Linked DNA regions of Mus musculus: region 1 is linked to region 2. A link is a loop called in an ENCODE intact Hi-C map of the cell type or tissue named here. Cell type or tissue: heart. All regions are shown on one strand.

What was found. A loop is a pair of places that touch in the nucleus more often than their neighbours do. Peaks named below come from ENCODE experiments on the same cell type or tissue, not always from the same donor. Only the 100,000 strongest peaks of a DNase experiment are listed, where the experiment ranks them.
Region 1: it touches region 2 in a loop (1.9-fold over the local background); 1 of 42 quality-filtered maps calls a loop at or near these places.

Annotation. Positions count from the first base shown.
Region 1 is chr13:46,881,285-46,883,784 of GRCm38, forward strand. All of the region lies in intron 2 of Kif13a (kinesin family member 13A), which reads right to left. Among named protein-coding and RNA genes, the nearest start is that of Gm22960, 20 kb to the right of the region's middle. In heart, a CTCF peak has its summit at 1,488; a DNase peak (open chromatin) is centred at 2,317; H3K27ac peaks cover 1,231 bases.
Region 2 is chr13:46,975,752-46,978,251 of GRCm38, forward strand. No RefSeq gene overlaps it. Among named protein-coding and RNA genes, the nearest start is that of Gm52038, 14 kb to the right of the region's middle. In heart, a CTCF peak has its summit at 981; no DNase peak of the experiment used is centred here; H3K27ac peaks cover 442 bases.

The DNA.
Region 1 (2,500 bases), 94 kb before region 2:
TGCCAGCCACATCAGGCGTCACCAGCAAAGGCCACAGAAACCAGGATGAGTTACACGACATCATCCAAAGTCGTTTTCAGGACCAAGAAGGGAGGAGGAAACCCAGAATTTATTTTGTTCTACTACATCTTACATATCAGAAGCAGACTACAGAGGAAGATCGGTCTCCATATGAATACCTCTTCTTTGCTGTCTGCATCATGATGCCCATGACGCTGTAATAACAGAACATCAGGGGCAAGAGGTCTCCTCCAGCTCTCAGGAAGGCCTGTGCCTCAACTGACATCGTAAAACAGCCATCCAGAAAATAATCAAGTTTAATATGACAGTGGCGGTCATGACTTTGATCCTAGCACTTAGAAGGCAGAGGTAGATGGATTTCTGAGTCTGAGGCCAGCCTGGTCTATGTAGTGAGTTCTAGGAGAGCCAGGGCTACATACACAGAGAAATCATATTTTTAAAATACAAGGGTATTTGCAAATATACATGGCCAAGATCACAGCAAATCCCGAAGTCAACTTCGGAATGATGTGGTCACACTAACCATTCGGTGAGACTTTAGAAAGAGTGGCAGATAACAGTAATGTGAAGAAATGTTAAGAAAGAGCATCAATACTAAAAATAACCCAGAAGCCATCCACAAGAGTATGAGCCAGGGCTGGAGAAATGGCTCAGCAAGTAAAGATGCTCACCTCAGCCCCTGCCACTTGCATTGAAGCCTTGGGAACTGCATGGTGGAAGAAAAAGGCAACCCTAAGACTTGGCAACCCTCCATGTGTACACACAACACTGACACATTAAATGAAATATAATGAAAAAGATTAAAAACCATCAGGACCATGTGAGCCCTCTAGAATGATCTCTCATCACAAGCAAAAGCTCAAAAAATTTCTTTAACAAAGCAGCTCTTTAAGAAAAAAATAGTAATACCATCATCATCATCATCACCATCATCGTTGGTTTCTAGAGACACGGTCTTGTGATGTCTCACCAGACTAGTCTTATGACCCTCCCACCTTGACTCCTGCTGGGATTATAGGTGTGCACCATGACACCTGGGTCATCATTTTCTACTGTTAACTGTTTTGTATTGACTGGAATAAAGTACACGGTATTTGTCACAGCGGCAGGGTGGAGTCTCCTGGTCACATGACACTGGGGGGGGTGGAGCCTGCTGGTCACATGACGCCAGTGACCCACTTCTCACGAAGACCCCCCCCCCCTCCTAAAGTTTCCACAACCTTTCAAAACAGTGTTACCACCTAGGGACCAAGTGTTCCAACATACAAACCTGCCTAGTCACTGTTCTACTGCTGCACAGAGACGCCATGACCAGGGAAAGTCTTACTAAAGGAGGTATTTAATCGGGGGCTTGCTTACAATTTCAGAGGGTCAGTCTGTTGTCATCCTGGTGGGGAGTTGGGCAGCGTGCAGGCTGGCATGCTTGGCGCTAGGGCAGTAGCGAAGAGCTACATCCCCACCTGTAGGCAGCAGACAGAAACACTGGGCCTGTTGTGAGCTTCTTCAAACCTCCAAACTCATCCCCAAGGGTCGCACTTCCCCCAACAAGGCCACACCTCCTAATCCTTCTCAAATGGTTGTAGCCCCTGCTGCCTGGAGGCTATGGCAGCCATTCTTATTCAAACCATTGCAGAGCCCATAGGGGAGAGTTCATATTTAAACCACAGCATCCATTTTAGGATAAAACTGAATCCAGGACCTGGTTTTACTTTCTTGTCCTGTCTGTCAGTAATGAGGCCTTACACTGAGACTGACCTGCATGTGACCCCACCACCATGACCCACAGCCCTCAAGGACACACAGGTAGTCCAGGTGACTATAAGGTACCTGCTAAGTGAGTCAAACCTTAGTAAAGACCCCTAAGTCAAAGCAACGGAAGGGAAGGAGAGCTACACCCACCTGCAGTGCTTACAGATTTGATACCATAAATAGTCCCCTCCCTGCCCCTCAGTTATGATCATGTGCAGAAAGCAGGGCAAAAGTTGTGATTTGTTTTGAAACTTTCATCCACAGTTATCAAACCACTGCGGAGCATTTACTAGGGAGGTGATGAATTGTCAGCTCGCCTGGGGCTGTGAGATGCCTTGAAGAACTTTCACCAAAAAAAAAAAAAAAAAGACCCGCCTAAGCCCTCGCCTTCCGGATGCAGCCAGGGAGCCAGGAAACGACCCACACATTCCACAGGTGAGGGATCCATTTTATGTAACAGACTCCATTTCCACGGAGACCATAAATACTTTAACTTCCTGGAGACTGGGTAAGGAAAAGAACTCCGTGCTATCAGGAAAAACATGATTCAGTCGCTATCTTGCTTTTCCTCAAGTTGTCTGACCTCACAGGCCACTCAACAGCCAGTGTCACTGCCAAGCTGGCTGGGTGGAGTGGGAAATAGGCCAGAGCCTAAGACATGCCGAGTTATGCCAGAACCTTCCTCAGCACGGGAGATCGAGGACATAAGCAAGTTTCTACAAAGCTGGTG
Region 2 (2,500 bases):
CAGGACTGGCTGTAAAGATGGGACTATCAGCAGAAGTTCCAGAAGTTTGGAAGAGGGTCGTGAGTAACAAGTGCGATCAAAATGTATTATTTGGAAGTGTGAAAATGTCATAAGCCCATTATGTATAATTAATATCCTCTAATGAAACAGCCGAAAACCCGCAGTTTGACAAGTTGGCCTTTGTGTGATTCTCTAGGAAGTCTTTCTTATCTTTGATAATTTCTTCCTCTCTTTAAGAGAGAAGTTTTGTGTTTAGAATAATTGCCTTTGGCAGCCCCTCAGATGAACTCTGGTACCCACAGACCATGTCCCAGGGTCTGTGGTTACGGAGGTTCTGTCAGTCTGTTTGTTGCTGTGATAAATGCTGGAGAGGAACAGGATGAGGAAAGAAATGTTTATTTTGACTCATAATGTCAGTTTAAAACCCATGACCACGTAACTGCTTGTTTCTGACCTACACTGAGGGAAGAAAAGATCGTGGTGACTGATAGGTCTGCAGGGGGCTGTTCACCTCGTGGTAGACAGGAGAGAAAGAGAGAAACAGAGAGACAGAGAGAGACAGAGAGACAGAGACAGAGGAAAGCAGAGAGAGACAGAGACAGAGACAGACAGACAGACGGATGGACGGATAGAGAGATATTAACAGTATCCTTGTGGCCTTCCTCCTTTTTCTCCTTTTGCTGAATCTCAGCCTCCAGCCCCAGGTCTTTCACTAATCTTCTCTAGAAACATCCACCCCACACATGTACCCCCCACATGCATGTAACACACACACACACACACACACACACACACACACACACACTGCCCTTCACACGCAGAGAAATGTGCTTTGCTTTGCTAATCTTTGAGGCATCTCTCAATCCAGTCAAGTCGGCAACCATGGTTATCCACCAGAGGTGCGAGCTCTTTTAGACTTTCCTTGCATTTCTGAAATTACTTTTCTCAGATACTCATGTTGATCATTTCCCTGACTCCCCAGTAGGAGGTGTTAAGGACAACCATCCTTAGAAGAGAGGGAGAAAGTCAGCGCCACCATGCCATGGAGGAGCTAGGAAGGCTAAAGAGCACAACCAACACCTGGAAAACACACGGACACTGACGTGGGGTACGGTTCTCTCCTGAGTAAGCCACCTCAAATTGAAAACATTCTACATCAAAATATATGTGACACATTTAACATAGAAAATATCGTAGTCTCTAAGATGGGTATGGTAGCACAGGCTTTCAACTCAGGAGGCAGAAGTAGGTGGATCTCTATGAGTTCAAGGCCAGCTTGGTCTACATAGTGAGTTCCAGGACAGCCAAAGCTACATAGACATTATCTCAAAAAAATCAAATATGCATATATATATATATACATATATATGTATGTATATATGTGTATGTATAAATACACATATGTATTTATACATATATATTTGTGTGTGAATTATATATATTTAATATCTAATATATACATACACACATGCACACACACGCACACACACACATATATATACATATATATACATATATATATATATATATATATCATCGTTTGCTTTATCATATCATTACCTCCTACAATGCTGAAAGCAAAAGGTAGAACTGTTTTATGGATACAAGCGATAGAGAAGGGTTCTTTGTAGATGTGGTAGGTTCTGGTATGTGGCCCCCAGGAGCCATGGCTGCTGCTGTTGTCAGGCATCTCGAGACAGACTCATTCTACGGATATCTGCGATGACATCAAAACTCAGAATCTAAGGTACAGTTTACTAGTGACTCGTAGCAACTTTACTCCGTCATAAAAATTTTTAAATCATAAGTACGCTAACACGAGCTTGTGAATCTGTACTCTTTATTGCCAAGGTTGTTATCCTAGATGACACTCAGAAATACTCTCTGTTAGAACTGAATACTCCTTATAAAAGTCACACCTCTGCATGTTTGGAAAATATGCAGACAAAACTGTGAGTGTCAAGATTTTGGTAACCGATCGAGAGCTAAGACGCATTGGATCTTGGCTGGTTGGAGGATACAGAAGAAATGTTGCATCTGTTTTGAAGGAACAAGGGCTGCCTGAGTGGTATCCAAGTCATAGGTGCTGAAGATGAGCCCCTCATAGTACAGCCTGCCAGGCCCCCCCACTCCACACACCTGTGCTCCTGAAACTGACGTGGTTCCTAAAGCAATTGCTGGAGAGCAGCTCTCTCTCTCTCTCTGAAAGCGATGGGAACCTCCTTATTTAAGGTACATTTAGCCAGACCTTGAAAATCAGTTCATCACTCATCCTCCCTCCATCCCACCCCTGTGCATCCCACGAGTGGCCTAGCCAACAGGCCACCACATCTCGCCTCTGTAGGCTTTGAAAGTCCCAATTTATGTAGCTTGTTTGACTGTGTTCTAATGAAGCGCTTGACAGTCTAGACGTTCGCTCCAACTTCCTTCACCTGATAATATTTCCTGGTTTTAGCTCTGCCCTATGAAAATCTGGAGAACTATCAGCCTTGTCTTATTC